Regions from separate parts of the Homo sapiens genome. Here region 1 is linked to region 2. A link is a loop called in an ENCODE intact Hi-C map of the cell type or tissue named here. Cell type or tissue: breast epithelium. All regions are shown on one strand. Links, peaks and the distances in the headings refer to the core of each region. The heading gives the core; the rest is flanking DNA.

The links. Hi-C counts contacts between places; a loop is a spot of excess contacts. Peaks named below come from ENCODE experiments on the same cell type or tissue, not always from the same donor. Only the 100,000 strongest peaks of a DNase experiment are listed, where the experiment ranks them.
Region 1: it touches region 2 in a loop (18-fold over the local background); 10 of 110 quality-filtered maps call a loop at or near these places.

The regions. Positions count from the first base shown.
Region 1 is chr1:94,393,615-94,408,093 of GRCh38, reverse strand. It overlaps a transcript of ABCD3 not described here and the pseudogene RPL21P26. Among named protein-coding and RNA genes, the nearest start is that of ABCD3, 18 kb to the left of the region's middle. In breast epithelium, for the core only: no CTCF peak of the experiment used is centred there; a DNase peak (open chromatin) is centred at 6,763.
Region 2 is chr1:94,338,868-94,355,112 of GRCh38, reverse strand. No RefSeq gene overlaps it. Among named protein-coding and RNA genes, the nearest start is that of ABCD3, 71 kb to the left of the region's middle. In breast epithelium, for the core only: no CTCF peak of the experiment used is centred there; no DNase peak of the experiment used is centred there.

The DNA of each region.
Region 1 (14,479 bases), core at 5,036-9,035, 54 kb before region 2:
AATGAGTTCCTTCAGGAAAAGTTCTGTACGTTTTTTCTGCAAAGGGCCAAGTAATAAATATTTCAGGCTTCATGGGCCAGAGAACCTCAGCCACCACTATTCGGCTCTGCCGTTGTATCAGGAAAACAGCCAAAGACAATAATATAAATGAATCGGCATTGCTGTGTTCCAATAACACTTTATTTATGGACTCTGAAATTCGAATTCCCTGTAGTTTTCAAATGTCAAGAAATATTATTTTTTGTTTGTTGTTGTTTCTTTATTGACCATTTAAAAATGTAAAAGCCATTCTTAGCTTGCAGGCCATACAAAAACAGAAGGTAGGCCAGATTTGGTCCACAGGCTATAGTTTGCTGACCATCGCTTTAGCAGCAGGAATGAATTGATTATAAAATAACTACCAAGAACAAACTCGAGATCCAGATTCCTCAGTTTTTAGTCTAGCCTGGTGCTCCTGATGAGCTGGATAATATTCACATACACAAATCACAACCAGTTGTAAGATACAATGGTTGAGAAAGCCCCATTTATAATAGAAACAAAAAAGATAAAATATTTAGGAATAAACTTACAAGAAATGTGCAAAACCTATATGAAGAAAATTACAAAACATTCCTGAAACACAGAAAAGAAGACTTGAGCAAATAGAAAGACACCCCTTGTGCTTGGTAATCCCAGCGCTTTGGGAGGTCGAGGCGGGCGGATCACCTGAGATCAGGAGTTTGAGACCAGCCTGACCAATATGGAGAAACCCCATCTCTACTAAAAATACAAAATTAGCCGGGCATGGTGGTGCATGCTTGTAATTCCAGCTACTCGGGAGGCTGAGGCAGGAGAATCCCTTGAACCCAGGAGGTGGAGGTTGCGGTGAGCTGAGATCGGGCCATTGCACTCTAGCCTGGGCAGTGAGAGCAAAACTCCGTCTCAAAAACAAAAACAAAAACAAAAGGATGTTTCAATATCATCAGTATGTCAGTTCTCCCTAAGCTAATTTATAAGCTTAATGCAATTTTAAGAAAAAAATCCTATGAGGTTTTTTGTTGTTGTTGTTGTTGTTGTTGTTTTTATGAAGGTAGACAAGTTCATCCTAAAGTTTATAGGGGAAAATAAACATCAAAGAGCAACTGAAAAGGCAGGTTATAGCCCCACTAGATAGTGAAACATACTATAGCCTTTTGGCTGTAACCACCATCTTTCAGTCATTCGCCAAGATGATGAACACAAAGAGAAAGAGGAGAGCCACCCAATACATGTTCTCCAGGCTTTTTAGGAAACATGGCATTGCTCCTTTGGCCACATACATGCAAATCTATCAGAAAAGTTAAGTCATAAACATCAAGGAGATGGGCACTTGTTGAAAAAGGAACACGGCACAAGTGTTACCATGCCATAACTGGAAGTCTACGATGTTCTCAGGATGTTGTTGACATTGCTATAAACCAATACTTTAAGGACAAGATTCTTATCAAGAGAATCAGTGTGTGTACTGAGCACATTACATCATTACATACTCTAAGAGCTGAGATAGCTTCCTGAAACGCAAGAAGGAAAATGATCAGAAAAAGAAGGGAGCCAAAGAGAAAGGTACCTGGATTCAACTGAAGCGCCAGCCTGTTCCACCCAGAGAAGCACACTTTGTGAGAAAAACTGGAAAGGAACCTGAGCTGCTGTAACCTATTCCCTATGAATTCATGGCATAGTAAGTGTAAAACAACAACAACAACCCACTGGACTGTAAAAAAAAAAAAAAAAACAAAACAAAATACTATAAAGACTCTATCATTAAAACAGTGTGGTACTAGTACATGAATAGACAGATCGACAGAATGGAAAGTCCAGAAATGGAGACAAGTGCATATAAAAATTTAGTGTATGATAAAGGTAATATCCCTTCTCACTCAGGCAAATATAGTTGTTTTTTTTTTTAATAAATGGTGTTGAGATCGCTGGATAACCATTTGAAAAAAAGTTAAATTCCTTCCTCAGACCATACACAGGAATAAACTCCACATGGATCACAGATATAAATGTGGAAAATAAAATTACACAAGTACAACAAGAAAACATGGGTAAATACCTCTGTAATCTAGATATCAGAAAAGGTTTTCTGTTACTAAAAATTCAAATGCACTAAAAGAAAAAATTGATAAATATAATTTTTAAAAATTTCTAAACTTTGGCATGCCAAAAACCATAAGCAAAGTCAAAAGGCAAACAACAAACTAGAAGAAAACATTTGCAGCCTACATTGCAAATAAAAAATCAGTATCCCTAACTGATAAAGAACTTATAAAACTTAAGGAAAAAGACCAAAAATCCTACAGAAAAATAGGCAAATGACAAGAACAGACAATTTACAAAAAGAGATACAAAAGCTGGTCTTTAAACACGTTGGAAGATGTTCAACATCGCTCCTAATAAAGAAATGCAAGATAAACTATACTAAAGTCAGTTTCTCACCCACAACTTTAGCAAAAAAATTCAAAAGCTTGATAATGGCGGTGTCTCATGCCTGTAATCCCAGTACTTTGGGAGGCCGAGGCAGGTGGATCACCTGAGGTGGGGAGTTCAAGACCAGCCTGACCAACATAGAGAAACCCTGTCTGTACTAAAAATACAAAATTAGCCAGGCGTGCATGCCTGTAACCCCAGCTACTCGGGAGGCTGAGGCAGGAGAATTGCTTGAACCCAGTAGGCGGAGGTTGTGATGAGCCAAGATGGGGCCATTGCACTCCAGCCTTGGCGACAAGAGTGAAACTCCGTCTCAAAAAAAAAAAAAAAAAGCTTGATAATGTTACTATGTGGCAAGGTATGGAGAAAATAAATACCCTCATGCATTGCTGGTAGGAATGAAAAGCAATTGAGGGGAATTTGGCTACACAGATTCAAATATAAAACTATACAGGCATTTACCCTAGAGTGTTACCTTTTGGAATTTACATATACTAGGAAGTAGATACACACCCAAAAATACAAAAATGCAATATGCACAAGATTATTTTGAAATAGCATAATATTGAACACAAACCAACTGTTCAAGTATAGGACACTAATTAATCTTTGGTATATACACATAATGAGTTCTATGCAGCTACACAAACTATAATAGGGAAGATTTCTTTTCTGTTTGTTTTTTTTTTTCTTTTTTTTTTTTTCGAGATGGGTCTCGCTCTGTCACCCAGGCTGCAGTGCAGCGGCGCAATATCAGCTCATTGCAACCTCCGCCTCAAAATAGGGAAGATTTCTAGGAACTGAAATGAAATAATTTCCAGGAGGTATAATTAAGTTTTTTATAAAAGCAAAAGAGCTTATGAAGGATGCTAACTTTAACATATGAAAGAAGGGAAAATAAAGATATATACATATATTTATTTAACTTTGCGAAAAGTAATACTAGATGAAAAATCAGATAACAATGAAATTTGTGACCTACAAGGGGATGCAGAAATAGAATGGAAGGGATGTAAAAGAGTAACACTTCTCTGAGACTATCTTTTTGCATAAGCTTGACTCTTGGAAGCATGATTACATTCTACATATTCAGAAATGAAATTCAATGAATAAGAATAAGAAGGAAAAAATGAAAAACTGAAAGCAAACCACAACAAATGAAACTGATTTTATTTCATATTAATACCATAACCACACTGGAGAGAAAAAACAAGAGAGCCAAAGATGGAAGAGAGGAAAGAAGGAAGGAATCCATGTAGCTTATGAACATAATATTTGACTATACATCCTCAGTCTTGTGCAGGGTTGTGGATAAGGAAGAATTACACATGAACCCTGAACTCATTATAGTAGACTTGTTTATTCTAGTATTATGGGCAAAGTAATTCTTAAACTGTTTAAGAATTTTATTTTGGATTGATCAAATGAGCAAAGGTATTGATGTTGTTGGGATCTAGAGTTATCACTGACGAAGAAGGGACAAAAAAATTATGGAGTAGGAGAAAACCAAAAAGAATTCTGAGGGGGATGGATTGCAACTGGAAACCTCAGATGTGATTGTATAATTTGTAAAATATGTATGTGGTATGTGTATGTGTGTATATGTGATAAGTATGCATGTATATGTACTTACAGGTATACATTTGTATACTAGTGTGTATACATTTACATATTTCTTTGTTCTGTCCACTGAAAAGACCAAGAAACAAAGTCTGGTAGCAATGATCATACCTCATACCTAGATCTTGGTCTTTTAACACCATTTACCACTAAAAGGAACAAGGGCTCCTCAAAGAAATGGCTAATTCCAGGGATGGAGCAGGGTAGGTATAAGATGAATATTTAGTCATATCAGAAAATTAAAAAGTTGATTAAAAAATCATGAGGGCATGTCACAGGAACACAGGAGTCATCTTGAAAAGGCTCCTCCAGACCAAACCTGAGATAATTTGTACACCAAAATAAGTCCAGTAATAAATTATAAGCCATTGAAGAAATAGAAATTAATGAGTTCATATCTACAATAAACAGACAAATAAATAATAGTGGAGAAAAGAGGTCTCTTGATTACAGGTAAATGCGAAGGCCAACTGGTAAGGGAGGAGTGCAAGCTGGAAAATTATTATTTTGTGACAATCATAGTGGAAATTGAATCAGGCAAGACTCATCAATGGGTGCCAAAGCTAGGAGTGAATTTTGATGAGGAACAGGATATTTTCATAATCTTAAATGATCTGCTGACAGATAACTGCTTATTAGTTACAATGGAGAAAACATAGTCATTTTACAATGAATAAACTGGACAAAATCTTGACTGGTCAGTCCAAATTAACATCACCAATGTAGGAAAGATGGATATCTCACGCCTCTCAACATCTCCTATGCAAGATTCCAGCCTAGAATGCATAATATGAATCTCATCATGAGGAAACATCAGAACAACCTAAGACGAGGATCATTTTGTTTAAAAAGGGAGGAAGTGCCACATTTTCAGCCATAAAAAATGATGAGTTCATGTCCTTTGTAGGGACATGGATGAAATTGGAAATCATCATTCTCAGTAAACTATCGCAAGAACAAAAAACCAAACACCGCATATTCTCACTCATAGGTGGGAATTGAACAATGAGATCACATGGACACAGGAAGGGGAACATCACACTCTGGGGACTGTTGTGGGGTGGGGGGAGGGGGGAGGGATAGCATTGGGAGATATACCTAATGCTAGATGATGAGTTAATGGGTGCAGCGCACCAGCATGGCACACGTATACATATGTAACTAACCTGCACAATGTGCACATGTACCCTAAAACTTAAAGTATAGTAATAAAAGAAAAAAAAAGAGAGGAAGTATTATATTCATAATAACAATCAATGTCATAAAAGGCAAAGAAAGAATATGGAAATGTTCCAGATTAAAGGAGGCTAAAGAAGTGACAATCAAAAGTAATAGCTGACCCTAAACGGGGTTTTAGATTAGAGCGTGAAGGGGGTAGAGGACGTTGTTGAGGACATTATTGGGTCAATAACCAACAAAACTGGAATACTATTGGTAGGTTAGAGTATTATATCAATGTTACATTTGCTGAAATTGCTAACTATACTGTGATTATATTACAGAACATTCATATTCTAAGGATATATACACTCAACTTCTTAGGAGTAAAGAGCCTTCAAATGGCCCTGAGGAAAAACACACACATACATAAAGAGCACACACATAAATGATAAAGCAAAGGTTAAATATTTATAATTGGCAAATCTGAATAAAGGGCACATGAGTGTTTGTGCCATTTTAAGCTTTGTAACTTTTGATAAATTAGAAATTATTTCAAAACAAAAAGATTTGTTTAGAAAATAGAAAATTTAAAGACATATTAAAGAACACTCATAACAGCCTTATTCATAACCTCCTAAAACTGGAAACACACTCAGTGTCCATCAGCAAAAGAATGGGTAAACAGGTTGTGGTATATCCAGACAATGAAACATTACTCTTCAATAAAAAGGAAGAACTGCTGAAAAGTACAGCAACATGAATGAATCTCACAAAAACTGAGTGAAAGGAGACAGATAAGCAGACACACACTACTTGATTCAATGAATACAAATGCGAGAACAGGCAGAACCAATGTATGATAAAAGAAAGTGGGTGCATGTGGGAGCGGGGTAAAATCCACTGGAAGATGGCATGAAGGAACTTCCTTGGGTGACAAAAATGTTCTATATTTTCTTTGGGGTGGTGGTTTTATGGGTATTTACAAATGTCAAAACTCATCAAACTGAATACTTAAGACCTGTGCCTTTTATAGCATGTAAATCATAATCCCAAAGAAATGAATCAATGAATGAATGAGCAAACAAGCTAACTAATCATTTTTTAAAAAGAAAGATCTTAAAGATAAATTCAGATTGATAGAGTTGCATCTACTTAAACATCCCTGGAATTTGTTCCAGTATTAAGACCATTTACTTGTAACCTTATGTCCTGAGAAGGACCTGAAATATCTAAAAATATGAAAGAAAAAATAACTTATCTTAAGAAGACCTAAGGTATCTGAAAAATGGAAGGAAAATAATTTATCTCAAATGTCTCTCAAGCAACCTTCAGAATAGTTAAGAATGCCCTGTGGGATTTACAGTTAATTTCAAAACACAACTAACCAGTATGTGATTCAGAAAGATGCCTATGTTGTTGTTATACTTGGAAAGATTTCTAGATTTTGCTGGTTGGAGATTTTGTTTCATACATATAAACAGTGGCACATTCCTGTAGAATTGGGGCATGTTTGGGCACCATTCCGTATTGGAAATGTTTCCCTGGTCTGCCCACGCTGGGCACCAGGCCTACGACTATACATGCTAGCAGGTTCGACCAGGCTTGGATATCTCTCTTAAACAGTATATGAAAGAATTCATTTTACTCAAGCAATAAAATGATTAGTTCATGTTCTTAATCCGTTTTTGGCTGCTTATAACAGAATACCTGAAATTGGGTAATTATAAGAAACATAATTTATTTCTTACATTCTGGAGGCTGGGAATTCTAAGGTTAAAGGAAGACATCTGGTGAGAGCTTTCTTGCTAGTGGGGAATCTGAAGAGTCCCAAGATAGCACAAGGTATCACATAGCAAGGTGACTGAGCATACTCACGTGCTAGCCACCAGTTCCCCTCCCCTGATTAACACATTAATCCATGAATCCATTAACAGATTGGTCATTCAAGAGAGCAGTGCCCTCATGATCAATCCAATCACCTTTAAAGGCTCTACTTCTCAATACTACCACACTAGGAATTAAGTTTCAACATGAGTTTTGGAAGGGACATTCAAACCATAGCAGCTCAGAAACGTGAAACTGCACAGTGGTAATAATGTAAGTTTAAATATCAGTGCTGTATTTCAAGGATTCTCGGCTATTATCATACTATAGTTTGACAGTGAGCTGCAGCTCCTCTTTCTCTAGGTGCTGGTGAATCCTTCAGCTGGAAGGCACAAGGGTGGTGTCATCCCCTGATCCTGTGGCAGCTCCACCTCTTATGTCAGGCTGGCACTGCTGTTCTCCTGCTCTCTTTTGCCTCAGAGTGCCACACTGGTCTAGAGGGGAGGGTGCTTCCTGTCATCACAGCTAATACACAAATTCCAGAGGTTCTCATTTTCTTCAGTTCCTCAAAGTTTAATTTCAAAGACACATATTTTATCAATGACTTTCCTTTTTCTTTCTTTTTTTTTTTTTCGAGACAGAGTCTCACTCTGTTGCCCAGGTTGGAGTGCAGTGGCGCGATCTCGGCTCATTGCAACCTCCGCTCCTGTGTTCAAGCAATTCTCCTGCCTCAACCTCCTGAGTAGCTGAGGTTGCAGCTGCCACCAAGCTGGACTCATTTTTGTATTTTTAGTAGAGATGGGGTTTCCACTATTTTGGCCAGGCTGGTCTCGAACTCCTACCCTCAGGTGATCTGCCCGCCTTGTCCTCTCAAAGTGCTGGGGTTACAGGCAGGAGCCACCCAGCTTCAATTACTTTTTTATTGTTCTAGGATGTTGTGCTTCTGTTTACAACTGATCAAATCTTTGCAAAACAAGAACTTCCATAAGAAAATCTTTGAGACAGGGTCTTGCTCTGTAGCCAAAGCTGGAGTGTAGTGGCACCCAGGAACCTCCCACTCCTGGGCTCAAGTGATCCAATCACCTCAGCCTCCAGATGCTATGACCTTCTGTTTGCAAGCTTCTCTACAAATCCCTACTAAATCGCTGGTGCAGCCAGAATGGGAAGGTTTTATTTCACAGCTCTCCATGTCATAACGTAGAAAGTAAATATTATCTGGATGGAGTCCTCCCCCAAATACACAAATGCCTTTCCCCTCTAACTGCAGCACTGCGGCATCTGAGGTCAGAAGTGATGTGTGTTTGTGTTTTGTTTTGTTTTTTTGATTGTTACAAGTTATCCATGCCACACCCAGCCATATTTGGGTTGCAGATTGATCTGAGCACATGCTCTTGAACAAAAACACCAGGAAGTAGAAAGAACAATGGACTTGGAGTCATGAGTCTGGGTTCCACCTCAAGCTTTCTCATAAATGACTGTGTAATTTTAATCTTTGGCTCTCAACTTTCTCATGTGTGAAATAAAAGGGTCAATACTGGTTACCTCTGGGAACGGGTATTGGAATCATTGGCTACTGAGAGATTTCCAGATTTAGAGGTTGAAGACTGGGCCGGGCAAGGACTTACCAATGGAGATAGTAGACAAAGCCCTTACATACTCACACATGTGAACACCACTGAGGGAGAGTCGTTTTTCAGATTACACAGTTATCTACTGTTAAACAAAAATGTGTGTGCATTACTTTTATACATTTAAAAAATTCTAAAAAGTTATAAAATATAACACTTTTGAACAAGTTGACTGCTAATCTCCTTTCTGTCTTGAAAATGTTATTGTAAGGTGTTGGGCAGGGTGAAGGAATTCACTCCAAGGGGCTGTAGAAGGGAGTTTTAGGGTGATGGACCTGTTCTGCATGATACCATGGTGGTGAGTACATGACTTTGTGCATTTTGTAAAACCCACTGAACTGCATGCTACTACATATGAGTACAACTACATACTACCGAAGAGTGAAATGTACTATATCCAAGTTTTGTTTTTTTTTTGAGAGTACAACTACATACTACTAAAGAGTGAAATTTACTATATCCAGGTTTTTTTTGTTTGTTTGTTTTTTTGAGACGGAGTCTCACTCTGTCAGTCTGTCGCCGGGCTGGAGTGCAATGGCATGATCTCGGCTCACTGCATCCTCTGCCTCCTGGGTTCAAGTGATTCTCCTGCCTCAGCCTCCAGAGTAGCTGGAATAACAGGTGCCCGCCACTATGTCCAGCTAATTTTTTTGCATTTTTAGTAGAGACAGGGTTTTACCATATTGGTCAGGCTGGTCTCTAACTCCCGACCTCATGATTTGCCCGCCTTGGCCTCCCAAAGTGATGGGATTACAGGCGTGAGCCACTGTGCCCAGCCTATATCTAAGTTTTAAAAAATATATCAGGCTACCAGGAATCCCAAGATGGAATGCAGACTATGACAAATAAATGTAACTGTATACCAAACCGCAGGGGGTGGGGGTGGAGCTGACCTAAGTAATTTTGGAAAACAGTGTTTTTACTGAAAACTGTTAGGTTACAGTCAAAAAGAACTGAATAAAATCAGTGTATTCTACTTATGTTTCAGACAAGAATACACGTTAGCAATTCTGACAGGTTAGTGATTCTGATATTATTTTATAGGTATATTAGGGTTGAACACAGAAGTAAATAAATTGTAGATAATGCAAGTCATGTTTCCCACTGTCAGAAAATGAAGTTACAAGTCAGCAGGAGAAGGATGGCTAGAATCAACCCTCTGGCGCTAGAATAGGGTCAAAGATAGCAGTAGGAACTCATGTTGATTGATTGATAGATGATATAGAAATAAAAAGAGCTTTCATTTGCCATACCTGGAACAATTCTGAAACAAAATTAATAATGATAGTATTGGATTATAACCCAAAGAATAAAATAAAAATTCATTAGTCTATACTGATAAAAATTATGATTGAATAAATAAATGGGGTGAAGAAAAAACTCTCACAGAAAAATTCCAGCATTCCAAAGAATAAATGTAGATGGAATGAGTGCAATAATAATAAAAAAATTTGAACATCTCAGTAATAATTATTGTGGTTAAGACTCAGGGATGAATGCTAAAATTACTGGGTGAAATTTTAAAGAGAAACAGAATGGTAGCATAGCCTCAAAATATTTTCCCTGAAACATATATTAAATGCTGTGGTGATTTTAATGTCTGTCCAAAAATTCTTTGATATTCCTCCCTCCAAGCAGTGTAATTTATTTACCTAGCCCTTGAGTGTTAATTGAAGTTAGTAACTTGTTTCTAATTAATAGAATATGGAAAGGAAAAAAAATAGTAATTTTATAGTAGAGAAACCTGGCACATACCACCTTAGCCAAGTGATCCAGGTTAAAAACACCAGGAAGAAATTGATGAGCACATGTTGATATCATGTGTCCTTGACATGATGCAATGAGAAGAGCACTTCATCTCCATGGCATTCTCCCAAAAAGTCCATAACCCCCAACTAATTATGAAGAAACATCACATAGACTCAAATCGAGGGATATTCTACAAAATACTTGACCAGTACTCTTCAAAAGTGTCAAGTTCATGAGCAACAAGGAAAGACTGAGAAACCATCACAGATTGGAGGAGGCTGAGGAGTCACAGCGGCTGAGTGCAATGTGGGATCCCACTTGATCCTGGAGCAGAAAAAGAGCATAAGTGGAAACGCTGGGGAAATTGAAATGAAGTCTGTGGTTAGTTAGCAGTGCTGTACCAGTGTTGATTTCTTGGGTTTGATAAATGTGCCATACTTAGATACAATGGTAACATTAGGGGAAGCTGGATGAAAGGTATACAAGGATTCTCTGTACTATCTGCAACTTGTCTATATATTAATAGTTAAAATTGTTTCAAAATAACAAGTTTATAAAAAGGTTATGATAAAATGTCTTCAGTGCCACAATAAAAAAAAGTGTCTAATCAAGAGCTTTATTTTTGCATCCTGAAATCAAGTAAGAAACTAGCATAAATAGACAAATCCTAAAAAAATTTAAATATAAAGAAATATAGGTGAATATACACTTTTTTTCTTGAAATACAACATCACAGGCCTATCAGCAAAGCCTGGGAAAATAGCCTGCAAATCACATGAGACTAGAACTAATTACTTTGCCATTTAGCTTGCTTTTCATATCTTTAAATAACCCTCCGGAGATCATGCGGTTCCAGGCCAGGGAACCATTTCATTCCCATCCAGGCCCATGGGCCCACAGGAAAGCCTTAATATTAGTACAAAGCAACTCAATACAATTTCAGGTATTTTTCAGAGATAGAAATACTTAATGTTATATTTATGTAACTATAAAATTAAGAAGAATTTACATAAAATTGTTCTATAAACACACACGCACGTGCGCGCGCGCACACACACACACACACACACTTCTATTCACATGAGGAACAGTTTGTGGAATGAGAGGCAGACGAGAGGAAAGATGAAGAGGAGCTTCCTATATCCCTGGGCGGGCACTGACTTGATGGTGACCCCTGCAGGGGGATTCTAGAAAACGAGGTTGGATGAAGTGTTTGCTGGAAGCTCCTGAGAGTAACTGCAGTCTGAGTCCTAGTAAATGATGAATGTTAAAGTTCAGTAAGTGAGATTTTGTTGTCAGGTCCAAGAGGTGAAAGGGGAAAAATGAATAATAATTACAGCTTCTGTTTATAGTGGTGTATCTCACTTTATTCTCACAATAGCACTATGAGATAGATACTATTATTATCCCCTTTACTAACTGGGGAAACTGAAGCTAAGAGACACTGAGGAACTTGCCCAAGCTCACACAGCTAGTAATTGAGGAAATAGGATTGGAATCTGGGGTTCTATTGGAATCTATTGTTTGAGTTCTTAACCACAGCACAGAGTCTAAAGCTGAGCACACACAATAACCAAGAAGGAAAGGATAGGCAGAAATAATGTGAGAGAGTTTAGCATTTGCTTCAGAAACCTGAGATCCATTTTCAGTGCTGCTAGGACTGGTTTCCAGGTTTAAAGATTGGAGGAAACAAGGAAGTAGCCATGGAGACAAAAACATGAAAGTGTTTCTGTCTGTCTGTCTCTGTGTGTGTGTATGTGTGTGTGTGTCTCTCTCTTTCTGTCTGTCTCTCTGTGTGTCTCTTTGTCTCTCTCTCTCTCTCACACGCGTGCACACACACACACACTCACTCACACTGTAGTCTCATAGAGGAAATGGAAATGGAACTACTACAGGTAACCACACACACCTGCAGAATTAATTTTAATGGCAAAAACAGCAATTACTTTTGCACCAACTATTTTTACTTGCTCTTTCAGATCCATTTGCCATCTCTTTGGCACTCTGCACTGTGCCACAGGATCATGACCTTTATCAATAGCATTAACCAAGTCTGCAGTTGGATTTGGCCAATGGGAAGCACTGGTAAGAGACTGGAAAATTGGAGGACAGAAAAAGGCTGACGGACTTATTCCCCTGATTGTCTCCTTGATTGGTGATAATTTATGCATTCCTATGCCAAAGGCCACGGTTCCTGCTGGGAAGTCCTCTTCTACTACTACAGCTCTCACCGGTTTCAGTAATCTCTCTCTCTCCTGACCTTTCCAGTTTAGAAATGGTAATGGCCTCCTGCTGTTGAGGAGTTCCCTGTGGAACTCCACCATCTCTTCTGGTTTTCCTATATCTTGTCACATGTCTGTGAACAGCACCTTCATTAATTGCCCCCTTTCATGGTTCTCTTTCCTGCCAGGCTCCTGACTGATAAAGCAATTAAAAAGGGAGTAGGATGGCTCTAGGAAACAGAACATATGGATAACCCTCTTGCTAGGGGGAGTATTGAGAGAAGCATTATTCAGACTATGGAATGGAATGCAGAAGAAAAGCAAGGTTCAGGAGGATACCCAAGGCATTTAGTGGCTAAGGTAACAGTAAGCACAAAGATTGCATGGCCTGGGATGTCTCATAACTCTGGAGAGCATATCTAGAGAAAAGGACAAATGTAAGGCACTGAATGCCAGACACAGGGCATTGGTGGGAAATCAGAAAGTATCTACTGCATTTTTAAAAGAGTCTCTTAGGTCCTATAGAAACAAGATAGACACGATTGAAAATTAAACACAGAGCCTGATTGGAAATGCTGCAGAGTTGAAGGGTCCTTTTGATGTTCAGTCTAACACTCTCCCAACTGAACTCTTTTGGCTGGGCTGCAGTGTCAATTAAATGCACAACACTTTAGGTCTCTTGTACTAAGTTACAACATCGATAGGAAAGGAGTAGGAACCTAAGACACGTGGTGGAGACATTCCAGCAAAAGAGGTGGGCTGAGAACTTTGAATCCTCATGTCCCCTGAACATTCCTTGTCAGCACAAGCATTTTCCTCTCCGCTCTCTGAGGCAAGCAGACTCCCCCTTAATAAAAATCTGCCAATGGCTACATTTTCCCATTTAACTTGTCCATTGGGCTGGTGGCAAAAGCCAAACTGGCCTTGGAATATGAATGTGGATTTTTGCAAGTTTAAATAGGTGATGATGTCATTTGCAGTCTGGCACCTGGTATGCAGATACTGACATGGAAAATGCTTTTTCTCCATTTCTATCAGCAAAGGTAATCAGAAACAGTTTACCTTTACATGGCAAGGAGCATGGCACACCACCATTGTTTTATTACAGGGCTATGTCAACTCTCCTATTCTGTCATAATAGAATCCAGAGGATGATAATATTACTGTCTCACAGATTATCATACTGGTCCATTACATTGGTTACATTATGCTAATTGTGCCTGGTGAGCAGTAAGAAGCAAGCACTCTAAGTTGCCTTTGTAAATCACATGTATGCTAAAGAATAGAAGAAAAATTCTGACAAAGTTTAAAGGTCTGAAACACCAGTGAAGTTTCTGTGGGTCCAATGGTTGAGGCATATTAAAATAACTGCTCCAAAAGTTAAAAATACCTGGCATCTTCTATCACAAAGAAAAGAACTCTTTGGATTTCAGAGGCAACCTATACCATCTTTGAGCATCCTTCTCTGATCCTGTAAGCAAGTGAGACACAAGGCATTCAGTTTTGAGTGGTGTCCAGAGCAAGAAAAGGCTCTACATCAGGTTCAGGCTGCAGGGCAAATTTCCCTGCCACATGGGCCTTATGACTTTATGGATCAATCGTATTGGAAAGATCTCTGTCAGATATAGATGCTATAATAGGTCTCTTGGTTGATTAAAATAATGCCAACCTGGATATACCCTTCTTTCTGAAACTTAAATTATTCTTACTGAATATATATATTCAACTGAATTTGACTTTGTGTGTGTGTGTGTCTTCAGTCGCAATCTTCTTTCTTTCTTTTCTTTTCTTTCTTTTTTTGAGACAGAGTCTCACTCTGTTGCC
Region 2 (16,245 bases), core at 5,725-9,724:
GTTTAACTTTTGGCTGCCTTTCTAGGTATTCAAATGGGAAATGACATTAGATGTTAATGTCTGGACTCCTGGTCCCTGCAGGTGGGCATGGGAGAGTGAAGCTTGCCTGAAGCAATAGATTTGGAGGCTAAGGAGGTCCAAAGCCTAAGTCTTGGTTGAGGCAGCCTTGAGAAGCAACGTGTAGTTAGTATCAGCTGCAATGCTTTAGGTTGCAAGTGACAGCCCGGTGCAAAGTGATAGACGAGTGGTTAAGTCTACGGATTTTGAGCCAGCTCTAGATTCAACCCTAGCTTTATCCCTTAACTAGCTGTGTGACCTGGGCAAAATATTCAAGCTCCTTGTATCTTAGTTTTCTTGTGTGCAAAATGAGGAAAATAGTGAACTTGATAGGTTTCTTATAAGTTGTAAATACATGGATTTATTTAAGGTACTTGAAGAGTGCCCAAAACTTAGCTCAATGTATGTTAACAAGTAATAGAATTCTCTACTCAAACTGAGTCGAACATTTAGAAAATGTATTATATATTTCTCTTAACAGGAAGCCCAGAGGCAGAGTGGGCACCACAGTTGATTGACTGAGCAGGATGACATTGCCGCCATCTCTCCATTCTGCCATCCTAAATGGGGGCTTCGTTTTCAGGCTGGTAGTAAGATGGCTACAGAAGATCCTAACATCACATTATGAGATAGGATATGTTTCCTTCTGTGGCTTTCTTTTAAAAGAAAAGCGTTAAGTCTGGCACAGTGTCTCATGCCTGTAATCCCAGCACTTTGGGAGGCTGAGGCAAGAGGATCACTTGAGCCCAGTAGTTTGAGACCAGCCTGGGCAACATAGGGAGACCTCATCTCTACAAAAAAATTTAAAAATTAGCCAGGCATGGTAATGCATACCTGTGGCCCCAGCTGCTTGGGAGGCTGAGGCTGGAGAGTCACTTGAGCCCCGGAGGTCGAGGCTGCAGTGAGCCATGATGGCACCACTGTACTCCAGCCTGGGTTTCCTCCTTAGACTTCTAAATCCTCATTGGCCAGAATTGGTCTTTTGGCAAAGGGAGTGAATAAGTTTCCCTTAGACTGATCAATTTCACCTCTGGAGCTGGGGGTGGGATCAGCTTCCTCTCACTGCTTGGAAATAAGCGAATGTCTGAATGGTGTTGCAGTTCCATCAGGAACCATCATGAAAGGGGTGGGAAAATGGTAGAGAATGAATACTGAGTAGCCAACCAATAATGACCACTACAACTATTGTGGACAAAGACCAAGAACAGGCTGAGAGAGGATGGCACAAGAGAGTACAAGAGGCAGAGCCTGGAGAGACCCATTGAGGTAATTTCCTGTTTAAAGAGCCTGTCTGTGGCCATCATGCCTGTAATTCCAGCACTTTGGGAAGACAAGATGGGAGAATCCTTTGAGCCTAGGAGTTTTGAGGCTGCACTGAGATGTGATTGCAGCACTGCATTCCAGCCTGGGCAACAGAGGGAGACCCTGTCTCAAAAACAAAAACGATAATGAGCCTGGCCAAGCCCGCTGATGGGGAGAGAGTTGTGGAGGACAGCAAATACCACCCTAGTCCCTCATTAATCCTTCTTTTGAGGTTGGAAAGGAATAGGATTATGCTAAATTCACTTGGTGGAAAACTTTAACCCACTAGGAGCATTATGAATAAGATGGAATGATGTCAAGAGCTGTGAAGTGTCTGAGATTTTACCCTACTTGCAATCTAACAAGTTAGCTTGTCATAGTTTCACGGATACTAGCAGAAGACTTGAGACTCCTGGGTCAGAGTTAAAGGCCTTATTATTCACAGCAATAACAGTAGCCAGAGTATGAGGATTTGTGCTGGTTCCCCAAGCCCCGATTCCCACAGGGTGATGCAAAAAGAGTCAGGTGTTATGTGATGGATTACATCACAGAGGAGAGACCCTAAGGTCCAAGAATCCAGATATTTTACAAAGGGGGCTGGGCTCAGTGGCTCATGCCTATAATGCCAGCACTTTGGGAGGTCGAGGTGGGTGGATCCCTTGAGGTCAGGAGTTCAAGACCAGTCTGGGCAACATGGCAAAACCCCATCTCTGCTAAAATACAAAAATTAGCTGGGCGTAGTGGCAGGCGCCTGTAATCCCAGCTACTCAGGAGGTTGAGGCATGAGAATCACTTGAACCCGGGAGTCAGAGGTTACAGTGAGCCAAGATCATGCCACTGCACTCCATCCTGGGCAACAGAGCGATACCCTGTCTCAAAAACAAACAGACAAACAAACCAACAAATATTTTACAATGGAATGTAAGCCTGTCTACTCTTTTTCCCAGAAGCAAACATTATCTTTATTACACTAGACTAGATAGTAAGTTTGTCTATCTATACTCCCTGGGTTCTGTCAAAATTTCCCATGAATACACCACTCCATTGGCCACTCTGATTAATCTGAACAATAGAGGCTAAGGGCAAATCTGTTCCATTTGTATCATATAGCATTTAATTAAGCTATTATTAAGAGGACTCAAATCAGCAGAATGAGGCCAACCTACAAGATTGACCTTCATGCTGCCCAGGGTGCCAGACCGAGGCAGCTGAACAAATCCTATGAATCATCAGGGTCCGCTTTAGAGAGTCACGTGGCTTTCTCCGTAAATTTTTGTACTGGTCTTTCCACTTGGCCTAAGACATTAATCCAGGAACATCAATATATATCAGTGATTGCATAGACTCTGTCTTGGCCCTCAAAATGGAAATCCAGGGCAATTATATTCATAACAACCCTGGCCACTTGAGGCCAACCGGAATGCCTTCCAGGAAGGAGGCAGTAGTGTTGATCACTTAAACTAAAGTCAGGCACTAATTTATACCATGTGTTTAAACTGACTCCTGACATAGTGGCATTATATACTGGGGACACATACATAACAAGGGATACAGTTATCTCTCTGGGAATCTCTCCCACGTAGCCAAAAGTTGCCCTTTTTTGGGAGAGATATCTGTAGTTCAGAGGGCTATGTCATCTACTGGTGGTGCTTCTTTAAACATCTGAAGATTTCTTATGACCATTGCTAAGTCGTAAGTCAATGTGTTTTCAGAAGGCAGAGAGGTTAATGCCTGAGTTCTATATAAAAAGTACAGTCCCAAGGGTATACATCATGTTCATGGAAAAAAAAGTGTTGTTTATAATTGTTGGGGGTCCCTAGTGGAACCTACGTCATCTAGGTGGAGAGGCTGATGTGCCTCCGACATGACTTTTTGGCCAGTTGGTAAACTTTAAAATTCCCAGTTTAGTTTAAATGAATGAGTTTAGTCTTTGTTTTTAGAAAGACTGCCTGAGGGCAGCCAGTCCAACCTGACCTGTTTTTTCATACCACCACCTGGGTGGCATTTTTCCACCAGAGAAAATGACTGAGTGACAGTTATGAGAAGGGGCTAGGAAAGACATCTGGAGGTGTTAGCAGGTGTTCTTGTGGGAGGTGTGGGAGCTGGGGCCATCCACTGTTGTTTCTGATAGACTTCTCAGTAAGTTTAAAGGAAGTGGCAGTCAAATCATGATCAGAACCATCTGGCAGAGGATTGCAGACCCGGCAGGCAGTTCCATTTAAGTCCCTTCTGACAGTTTGGAAAAGCCTCGTCAGAGTTTTCCTTCATGAGGAAGGCTCCGGAGGTGGTTCTGGAAAACAAACATCATCTGAATCCCCCTCTCTTTTGTGTCTCTCAGGGTCTGAGTGCTCCCATCTCAGGTGCTGTTGTTTGTTTTGTCCTGCTTCCAAACTGGTGCATCCAATTCTAGTAGGTGCAATTCACCTTTTCTCAATTGTCCCCTAATCACACCCCGACCTTTGTTCAGAAGGCTGGACATTTTTATAAAAGTTATAGAGACCCATTATAGCCCCCACATTGGCCTGTGTGAGCCACTCACTGTAGGGGGATTTGGTGAGCATGTGCTCAACCAAGTGGCAATTATCACTGTAATCCAAGTCAATCCAAATAGATAATACAGATGACTGAACCAGAATTAAGCTGAACTCTCCTGGCCACCAGGCTGGCGTGGGGTTGCTATCAGGGAAAAGAAAGATGCATCATGGCCAGGAATGGTCAGGGAGAAATCTCACATTTCAAAATAAGTCTACACAGCCTTGCACTCCTTTTTGTCCTGGTTATCATCCAAAAACCTGCCAAGAGGAGATGATCTCTCTCTGGGGACAGCTGCCTTCATTAACCAAACTGCCTTACTAAAGTGGACCAAGACAAGGTGAGGGAAGTAGAGTCAGAAATCTTTTGATTCCTCAATTTTTGAAGAGGCCATTCCATTGCTAAACAATACCAAATACCTGTGGATGGTAAGGGGCTTGGAAGGTCCATTGAATATCTGTACTGTCAGTAGCAGAGGCCAGGGTAGAGAGGGAGGGAGGGATCAGAGGGCAAAAGGGGAAAGAGCCTCTCCAGCAGTGAGGCTTTTCATTTATTTTCAGTTTTAGACAACGTGGTGGCTGCTCATGGCTCAACCAAATGAAGTCACAATGTTTTTGGCCAGTCCAGTGCCTTCTATTGGGCAGCAAGGTCCTCATGTCTAACACCTTCTATTTCAGCCTGGGGACCTTTTGACTCAGAGTCACAGCCACACTGTTATCTGCCTGGCATCACCAGGTTTATGTCACTTTGCACTCTTGGGCTGGACTCACACAATGAGCCTGCAACTCTTCAATTCCAACTCACAACTGGCAAAAAATAGAGAAGCATTTCATGCCTACCTGATCATAAAATTTGGTCAACATGTTCACTACTGATTACCAGAGGCTCCCCACAGAAACTTTTTATTGGCCTATAAGGCCTTCATCATTCCTCTTTTACTTATCAATCTACATCCCATCATAGTCACTAAGACTGTCAAGAACTGTGAACATTTTGCTGTACTTATAATCTAAGTTATGCTGCCACAGTTTCATAGATGCTGACAGAAGACACAAGACTCCTGGATCACAGACAAAAAACGTTATTGCCCACAGCAATAGCAGTAGTTAGATACTGGCATTTGTACCAGTTTCCTAAGCCCTAATTGGCACAGATCAATGCAAGCAGAGCCAGATGACACCTGCACATGTAGTGGATTGTGTTGCAAGAGAGAAACCCTGAGCTTAGGGAACTAAAAACCTTTTATAATGGACAGCAAGTAAACACGCACCTTTGTTCCAGGGGAAGATACTCTATCTTCCAAAGTAGTTTGCTATACAAATATCCTTAAAAAGATAGTTCATAACAAAAGTGTCAGTCATTGTGCTTGTAAGATGTGCAGAAACATGAGACCCAAGAAGATTTGTCTTTTAATAATGAATTTTAGCAACTACTTCTCTCAGTCACACCATTCCTCATAAGTCTCTTGTGAATCACAGTCTACTTTCCATTCTTGTTCTTCACGGATGGGAGATGCAATATTGGTAGAGGAAATAAAGCCAGCAATAGGGATAATTGATAGGGATTTTAACAGAGAGAGGCAATAGGTATTAGAAGACTTATTAGTTAGAAGGTTTTTTTGGTTGCAAATGGCAGAAATCTACTACGGTTAACATAAGTAACAATAAAATTTATTACAGAACTACGGAATAGCACAGAGAAATAAAGAAAAAGTTGGACAATTCGGTCTTTAAGAGAACAGGAACCACAGAAGATCCAGGAATCTAGATTTAGGAACTAAAAAACAGTCTCTGGGTGATGCTGTTAAGATGATCCTAATGTCATTTATTCTTGTGTCACACAGCTCAAGATTCAAATTCTCATAGGACAGCATCTGATTGGCCACACTTGGGCCACATGCCCATGTTTTGGGCAGGAGAGGATAGGGATGGTAACTGTCAGTTGGAACAAAAGTGCATTCAGGGAGAGTGACAGATTTTCAGAGAAAAATTGAGATATTTTCCTACATATGAGATTCATTTTTTCAGTTTTCTCCACATAATGGGGGATATTGTTGCTAGCAGTTCTGGGATCACATCTTACTTACATCTTCATTACCAGTGACAGATGAGAAAGAATCAAAGAGAATGCCTCTGAAAGGCCAGGCTAGGTCACACGCTCTGTGTATGGGGGTTAGGGGTTGGAGCAAGACACTGGAATTTGTTCCTATTTCACTACCATAAGGTAAAATAAGGATCATATAACAGCCATTAATGGCTCTAAAGAATGCCATTAATGGCTATTATTAAAAAGTCAAGCCAGACACGGTGGCTCACGCCTGTAATCCCAGCACTTTGGGAGGCTGAGGTGGGTGGATCACCTGAGGTCGGGAGTTCAAGACCAGTCTGACCAACATGGAGAAACCCCGTCTCCACTAAAAATACAAAATTAGCTGGGTGTGGTGGTGCATGCCTGTAATCCCAGTTACTCAGGAGGCTGAGGCAGGAGAATCACTTGAACCCGGGAGGCAGAGGTTGCAGTGAGCCACGATTGCACCATTGCACTGTAGCCTGGGCAACAGGAGCAAAACTCCATCTCAAAAAAAAAAAAAAAAGTTAAGAAGTAACAGATGCTGGCAAGGTTGCAGAGAAAAAGGAATGCCCACATACACTGCTGGTAGGAATATAAATTACTACAGCCATTGTCAAAAGCAGTTTGGTGATTTCTCAAAGAACTTAAAACAGAACTACCATTTGACCTAGCAATCCCATTATTAGATATATACCCAAATATGTTAAGACATTCTTGCTTTGCTATAAAGAAATAGCTGAGACTGGGTAATTTATTAAGAAAAGAGGCTTAATTGGCTCACTGTTCTGAAGGCTTTACAGGAAGCATGATGCTGGCATCTGCCCAGCCTCTGGTGAGGCCTTGGGAACTTTCAATCATGGTGGAAGGTGAAGCAGGAGCAGTCACTTCACATAGCAAAAGCAGGAGCAAGAGAAAAAGAGCAGGGGGTGGAAGGTACCACACACTTTTAAATGACCACATTTTGTGAGAACTCAACTATCATGAAGACAGCACCAAGCCATGAGGGACCTGCCCCTTGTGACCTCAACATCTCTCACCCGGCCCTACCTCCAGCATTGGGGATTACAATTCAACATGAGATTTGGGTGGGGGAAAATATCCAAACTTATATCATCAAAGAAATGTAGATCTTTCTGCCATAAAGACACATGCACGTGTATGTTCATCACAGCACTATTTACAGTAGCAAAGACATGAAATTAACCTAAATGCTCATCAACAGTAGACTGGATAAAAAAACCTGTGGTCCATATAAAGTACTCCATGGAGTACTATGCAGGCATGAAAAGAATGAGATGATGTCCTTTGCAGCAATATGGATGGACCTGGAGGCTATTATCCTAAGCGAACTAATGCAGGAACAGAAAACCAAATATCACATTTTCTTATAAGAGGAAGCTAAACACTGACTACACATGAACTGAAGGAAGTGAACAACAGAATCCAGGGCCTACTTGAAGGTGGAACATGGGAGGAGGGTGAGGATCAAAAACCTCCTATCAGGTATTATGCTTATTACTTGGATGATGAAATAATCTGTACACTAACCCCCATAACATGCAACTTACCTATATAACAAACTTGCACATGTGCCCCCTGAACCTAAAATAAAAGTTAAAAAGAAAAGAATGCCATTAACAGTAGAAGGGGGTGAGAGTGGTATTGGGCAGAGAAAAACAACAGATGTCCACTATGGTCACCAATCCTACACTATCCTTCCTCCCAGTCTGGGATTTCATATCTTGATTTGAGCACATCTGTAGGAGAAAGGAAACTAAAGGCATTGTTACTGAGCGTTCATGGGAGCAATAGCCCAGACCAGGGTGGGTAGTTTCCTCTGGCCACCAGAGGACGGGGGATACAGGGAAACAGAAAATGGCTGGGCAGAGACCTTGGACATTAATCACTGGGTGCTCAGGGCCACCTGGGGCCACTGGAAGGTACAACTGAAGCCTGAGGCTGAGAAGTCTCATTAAATACCACCAGCCTCTCACCAGAGACCATGGAGAAAATCTGCAAGGTGAGCAGGTTTGCCATTTGGGGCCTGTGGCTCATGCGTCAGAAATAGGCAAGAAGCTAACTGTCCTTCGTCTCGCCCAGGGCCACTCAAGGGGAAACAAGCATGATCTAAAATATCAAGCTCACAGCACAGGTTGGGAGACGGGATTAAGAGTGAGGTGTGTCAACAAAATTCTGAAACCAGATACCAGCCAAGGACTCCTAAAGGCAAGCTGCCCCTAGTAGAGTCTGAAGATATATTCTGAGGCACCAAAGCCAGGGAAGGGAGTCCTTTATGGAGGAAGGGAAAGAAAAAAGTTGATTTTGAATAAATGATAACTCCAAACATAAAATGATTTTTTTTTTTTTTCGATGGAGTCTCACTCTGTCACCAGGCTAGAGTGCAGTGGCGTGATCTTGGCTCACTGCAACCTCCATCTCCCGGGTTCAAGCGATTCTCCTGCCTTAGCCTCCCAAGTAGCTGGGATTACAGGCACCCACCACCATGCCCGGCTGATTTTTTTGTATTTTTAGTAGATACGGGGTTTCACCTTATTGGCCAGGCTGGTCTCGAACTCCTGACCTCGTGATCCACCTGCCTCAGTCTCCCAAAGTGCTGGGATTAGAGGCATAAGCCATCGTGCCCAGCCATGATTATTTTTTCTTATGCAAGAATAAAAGCATCAGGTATGCAGACAAGTGATATGACTATATATTTTATATTAAATTATATGACACTATATATAATAAATTATATTATGTTAAATATATTGTAATATGGTATGTTTTGTGAAACTCCTGTTGGCCTACCTTGGATCTCCATGCAACTGCCATGGAAGTTATGTAGAAAGCAAGGCACAAAAGGAGAACGTCTTTGCTGCTCCACGGTGTTCATGGAGCCTGTCAACATAGGTTCTCAGTCACAGCGCTCCCTACATGGGGCATGTCTCACAGAATAAAATCTGAGAACTGTGAACAGGAAAATCTGAGATCTGGAGGTCATCTGCAGATCGTGGTTCAAGATATTAAGCTGTCATAAGAAAACACATAGGGCTGCTCTGTGGGCCCTTATTCATAACTGTATATAGCCAGCGTTTGTACCTCATCCTTGGGTAAGAGTGAGATCTACCTTCTTGACAGCCTGGCATTTAGTCCAGGCTGGCTTTAAAAAAAACAACAACTTAGTAACCAATCAAATGTCCATTTTCTGGGAAATTGGTAAACAAACTATGGTACATCCGTACAATGAAATACTACTTAGCGATTAAAAAAAAACAAACTACGGATTCACACAACAGTGTGGTTGAATTATGTTCAGTGAAAGAGGTCAGAGAGAAAGAACTACATACTTTATGATTACATTTATAAGAAATCCTAGAAAAAGCAGAATTACAGTGACAAAAGGTAGACTGGTGTTTGCCAGGGTTGGGGAAAGTGATAACTGCTAAGCGGCACAGGGAAACTTTTGAGGGTAATGAATATTTTCTATGTTTTGATTATTTGGTGACTTTTTATTGTGGTAAAATATATATATATATAGCATAAAATATGCCATTTTAACCATGAAGTGTACAGTTCAGTTACATTAATGACATTCATAATATTGTGCAACCACTCTCTATTTCCGTAACTCTTTCATCACCCCAAACAGAAGCTCTGTGCCCGTTAAGTAATAACTCCCCAGTCCCTCTTCACCCCATGTGACTTTTATTGGATGTAAATTAAACCTTAATAAAGCTGATTCTACAAAATGTACTGTCTCTCTCCAGTCCCTGTGATAAATGTCCTCCTCCTAGGTGGGGTCATTTTATGGAGCAACCCCCTCTGGACTTTCCTCTGTTCTCTGGACCTGAGTGCCCAGGTCCCTGGCCGTCAGCCTCCCTTCCCAGACCATCCACAGATTCTACACACCCATGGTGTCCCCAGCTTGTTTGAGGACTTATTCTTTGGCCCTTGCTCTGACAGCAAGCATCCTTTCCCTCTCTCCAGCAAATCATCTCTCAGTTAGTCTTTTTACCCAGCCCCACCTACCAATGTCTGTCTTTGGCAACATATACACAACACACACACACACACACACACACACACACACACACACACACACACACCATATCTCTTCAGTCTTTTTACCCAGCCCCACCTACCAATGTCTGTCTTTGGCAACATATACACAACACACACAAACACACACACACACACACACACACACACCCACCCCATAACGACAGCTTCTCCCTTCAACAATGTGGCATGGCCTGTTTTGTGTCTTTTCTACTTCCAGGCCCCTAATCCTCTTACCTTTAGCATTTTTCCCTCCCTCACAAGTCAGCTAAGTCCAACTTGGACTTCATACTTGTATTCTTAAACAGTACAGACTGACTTAAAGTCCAGGTAAAGAGAAAGACATTGAGTTTTCTTTTAAAAGACAGGAATCCTTCTTATGTCATCCTTTCTATGACACTCTACTAATCATGCACTTTCAAGGACATGGAGCTGGCATCTTCCCAGTGTCCTGTCCCACTGATGTCCAGCAGTGGCCCCAGATCTGACTTGTTGGTCCTGTTGTCCTTTCAGGTGAGAAAGTAAAATGCATCTCTCCCTTTTGGCTTCCCTTCTCCTCCTCCAAAAGATATGTAACCAACCCTTTCTCTCTCATTTTTCTCCTCACTAAGGGCAAGGGTGGTGCTTAGTTAAAAACAGCATCTTGGCCTGGCATGGTGGCTAACACCTGTAATCCCAGCACTTTGGGAGGCCGAGGTGGGCAGATCACCTGAGGTCAGGTGTTTGAGACTAGCCTGTCCAACATGGCAAAACCCCGTCTCTACTAAAAATACAAAAATTAGCCAGGTGTGGTGGCACGCACCTGTAATCCCAGCTATCTGGAGGCTGAGGCAGGAGAATCATTTGAACCCAGGGGGCGGAGCTTGCAGTGAGCTGAGATAGTGCCATTGTGCTCCAGCCTGGGCAACAGAACGAGACTCCAACTCAAAAAAAAAAAAAAAGAAAAAAAACACGGCATCCCATCATTTCACAAGAGGTGCTAGAAAGCTGCTGCAGGGTGGCTCAGACAGTGGTCACATGGGTTGGGTCCATTTCTTATTTTGTGAGGCCTGAGGGGATACAGTCTGAAAGCATGAGATTAGGGAAAGATATTAACACACTCAGTAATAGGAACATGAAGATAGGGGTCTGCAGCTTATGTGGGTCAGGATACTTCCAAGGGGGCTGGACCAAGGCTGCCCACTCCGGACTCCTCCATATTGAAATATTGAACCCTCTCCCCACACAGTTCTGGGGAACTTGCAAAGGCAACTGTTCACTCCATAAGCGTGTACAGGAAGAGCTCCCCTTCCCCTTCAATATCTTAAGGAAAAGGTACTGCTGTGGTTAGAGAAGTAATCTTGGGATAAGACTGACCCTTGTGGACAAGTAGCAGAGTTTCCTTGAGAGGTGGGGTTAGAAGAAGGTTGGAAGAAAGATCTAAGGACAGGGAGTCATGTTAGCGACATGGCGAACCCATGAAGAACTTCTTATGAAGTAATTTAACTTCCTGAGTGCCTTCTGGAAAAATCACATTTAACCCTCAGTTTCAGTCCTCTTCCCCCACCATCCTATGTTATAATTCCCTTCAATTCAATGGCAATTCACCCTCTCCCTATCCCCTCAAAATGATTGATGGTATTATGGAAAATGAAGGGAGCATATAATAAACAAAGCGTGGTTTCCCCCAGACTCAGCTCAACTGGTTCCTGGTTGAAGGGCCCTCTCTGCAGGGAGGGGATTATGCCTAGGAACTCCAGGTAGGTAGCAGCCGTGAGGTAACCAGAGCTCCACAGCAGAGTGGATAGAGGGAAGACGCACATGAAGTTGAAGAGCAGCTCCCGGTAGGCATCTCTGGAACATAAGATGAATCTTTCCAAATGCTTACAGAGGAATGTAACCTTTTATGGAGGGGAAGCTGATATTTGGGCCATGAGTGGATCAGCTCTAGAATTTCACTCCACTCCAAAGAGAAGGGAGCGGGAAGTTGCCATGTATTTTTCAAACTCTAGGTCACATTTGAGTGACCTTGAGTCTTGAGGTCTGTTCACTCAAGACTCCATTCTTGAGTGGACTCCATTCCATTCTTGAGTCTTGAGTGAACAGACCTCGCTCAAGTAAACCTAAACAAAAGCCACATTAAAATAAAACTAGAAAGCAACAAGCTGAGGGAAATGTTCCCATGATGAACAAAGGGTGGTGCCCTAATGTGGAGAGGAGAGTATCTATAATTCAGTTAGAAAAGTCAACATAACAAAAAAGTAAAAATGATAGTATATACCCAAGGATAAACCAAAGAGAGTTTATTTACAAAGAAACTATTTATCTAGTTGTGATCTCATGAAACTACATAAGATAGTGCAGTTACCTGATAGCTCCAGGTAGCAGTCCCAGTTATCACTTCTTGATCTGAAAAGATAAGAGGAGGGAAAGGTTACAGGAGCTCAGAGGGAGAGCAGGTCCGGTCAGAAGATCACTGAGCTTTGTTCTAAAGATACACCCAGTCAGAGGCAACCTCACAGGGAAGGACCTAAGGAAATAAATACTTTGAACTTAACCCCTTCCTACCTCCAATCTCCTGCCAGGCTTTCTGCTGGCTGAGCCCAGCTGGGAGCCCAAGGGCACAGGCGCCATGCTGACGAATCCCAAAGAGGTCCCACTTGTAGGGCAAGAGCAAGATGGAAAATGGAGAGAGTGAATGTGAAGTGGCAAACAGGATATTCAGCACGGGAGGAAAGAATATCAGTATGCAGTTCACAGAGGAAGTGATAGTAATGGGCTTATTGGCCACTTGAGACTAGCTCAATCTCACCAGTCGTGAAAGCTCAGATTCTGAAGTCAGACTGCCTGAGTCTGTCTGTTCTACTGCTTAGTTATGATTTAATCTTATCAAGTCTTGTTTTCATCCTTTGTAAAATGGGAGTAATGATAGTATCTACATCATAGGGTTGTTGCAATGATCAAGTGGAGAAAGGCATCTAAAGCCCTGGGGCAGTGCTTGGCATGGAGCAAGCAATCAATACATGATATCTATTTTTTTTATTTCAAATTGGTAAATGATAAAGATCTGTAGTATTTGTTATGGGCAAGGTTATAGGGCAAGAGGCACTCTCAGAAACTTTTACTGGGAGTATAACGGGTATGTAATCTTTCGGGGAGGGGAGTAATTTGACAGTACTGATTATAATTCAAAATAGGAGTAAACAATTCCATGTCTAATAATTTATCTTACACAATTACCTTCAGGAATACACAAAAAATATACATACAAAGATGTTTAATGCTAGATTACAATTTGGAAATAACCTAAATTGACATAATGAAACTCTGTGTACCAATTTGTGTTGGTTATCTATTGCTGTGTACAAATTATCCCTGAAACTTGATAGCTTAAAAATGGCAAAAATTTATTATCTCACAGTTTATGTGGGTCAGGAATCCCTGCATGGCTTAGCTAGGTACCTCTGGCTCAAGGTCTCTCATGAGGTTGCAGTTCTACTGTTGATCAGGGCTATGATCTCATCTGAAAACTTGACGCGGGAGTGGAAGGGGAAGATATAGACACACGTGTATCTGTTATTCCTGCATTGTTCTCCCCATATGGTTTGAATGGGCATGGGCATCCTCTCTTCCCATTGGAGTGGTAAGGTCTATGTTAAGTGTTTGGACTTTGGAAGAGAAGAGACCAGAAGAGGACCTCTGTCTTGCCTTGATCCCAGCCCATTCAGACCAGTCTAACTTAGGTAAGGAGCTCTTCTTTTTTTGAAAGGAAACATATTGTTTGAAGCTGATCCCTGAGCCAATTGCATGATTTGCCTTGCCTTGCTTTGTTCTCTGTGAATATATTTCATATATTTCCCTCTGGTACCTTAGGAGAAGGGGTTGGCAGCCAAAACAGAGTGAAGACAATCATGTATTCCAGCAGTTTCCAGCTAAATCTATATCTCAACCCATCACACCCTTCAACATATGAAACTACATTCGTCACGAAGACATTATCATGGCCCTTTTGAGTCTTCTCTCCTTGAGGTCAAACACTCCCCATTTCTTATCATTTTCCCTCAAATAAGATAGGTTTGCTATCCCTAATAGTTTTGCTCACTCTCTAAAGTATGTGTATGGAACACCATAAATACTTGATGAGTGAATTCATTCATTCAATAAAGAATGAATATTCTAATTTGTGAATGTCCTTCTTCAAACATTACCAGGGCCTGGTGACATTTTAAGAGCAGTGTACCAGTTAGCATGCTTGAAACTACACAAAAAAGAAAAACTAACCTCAAGCTGATTTAAACAATATAAGAATCGATTAGTTCACAAAACACGGAGCCCAGAAGCTGTAGAGATCCAGCAGAATTCGGAAAGTTTGACACTGTGGTAAAGGTTCTGGCTCTCTATGTCTATGATGCTATTGGCTCAGCTTTTGACCTAATTTTCAAGCTGGGGTTTCTCCTCTTAGCAAAGTACCTGCAGCTATACTACTGTTACCAGGCTCACTTATGCCCATCTAGAGACCAGAGAGCTTCCCATTCCCATAACCATCAAGCTAAAGGAGCTTTATCTGGACTGGACTGACATAGGCCATCTTCCCAGTCCTGAACCAACCACCCCCTGTGCTGTTCAACTTGGACTTGGGGAGGTACACATCCTGGAGCCATGACTGCTGCTAAGAGGATAGGACTTCCAGGCCATCACATTCCCCCTTTCCCACTCTTACCCAGCACCCAGAGGTGGGAAAACCTCACCTGAACCTCCTGGCTGGGAATATCAATTCTGTTAGGGGGAGCAGAAAGGGGACTTGATTCTTCCACCATTTATTCAGCCAGTGTTCAGTGAGGACTGAGTGCATGCCAGACACTCTCCAGTGCCCTGGGAAGACAGCAGAGAACAAAATGGACAAAGGCCCTGCTCTCATGGAGGAGAGACAGAAAGTAAACAGACAGAAATAAGTCAGGTAGGGTAAGAATTACCGGGAACCATGAGGGTGCTATTCTATGAGGGCTGACGAGGAGACTTCTCAGGAAAGGTGACATTCAAGAAGTGATTTGGAGAAAATAGAGAACCATGCAGTTAAGAAGGGGAAGAATGGGGACTGGGGGACTAGGTAAGCACAGGGAGCCTGAGATGGGAGTGTCCTTGCAGTATCTGAGGAACAACAAGGCGTGGGGTGAAGGGAGGGTGAGAAAGGGGTGAGGGCTGGGCATTTGGGGCCGGGCGGGCCATGGCAAGAATGGGGAGAATGAGAGCAAGGGAGGAAATCAACCTGGACTTCCGCGGACAGGGGCCTGGCTTTTCAGTGGCAGTGACATAGCCACCAAGTGTAGCCACAGCCACCCCCACCCCACTGCTTCCTTGCCACAGAGCTTACATCCCATGCAAGGCTGAAAATACCACATAGTTGCCCTGCAGCTGGGCATAAGGAAGTGATTTGCAATCCATGTCACATAGCTTCTGTTCAGGCAGTTTGCAAAGAGGAGAGATGGTGTCCAAGAGCAGTCAGGAGGCCCTTGCCAGATTCTAGGACAGATGCCGGTTGTGTCTGACTAGTGATAATGGCCATAGGACAATAGATGAGGGTGGGCTGAGACACAGAGGACAGAGATGAAGCAGAAAGGGAGAATGAAGCAGATGAGAGAGGGGTGAATGGAGGAGGGGCAGAGCCTGGAGCAAAAGCCATGCTGTGGTTACAGAAAATGAGTTTCCTGATGTGGTGGCCCTGCCTGTCATAGCAAGAGGGAAAGAGCTCCGCCTTTGGGGAACACCAGAAGGCAAGAATGGAAAGGAACCAGACCCATTCACAGCTCTGGTCATTGCATATGTTATTCGTTCTGCCGAGGGTACCCTTTGCCTGGCAAATGCCTGTTTTTCTCTGTTCTCCTCTTCTGTACCAGACTGCAGGTGGGCTCCTTAGGGACCAGCTTAATGCTTTTTGTATCCCTGGCTCTTAATATAAATATATATAAATATTAATTTATATTAAGTTCTTATAATATAAATAGGTGATTATCAAATGAGTGCTGAATGAAATATTGATAATGAAAAACAGGAACAGGTAAAAAATGGTAATGAAAAGGGGTGAAATTGTGAAATATTTAAATTAGGGTATTGAGACATTCATAGATATTGGTGGAAGAGGTGAGGCTGTACTTGAAAACTCTTAGAAGATTCTGTATGTGGAAGGAGGATATTTAAATCTTTGAGCTAATACCAAATATGAGGAGGAATTGTAACTATTAACCAAGA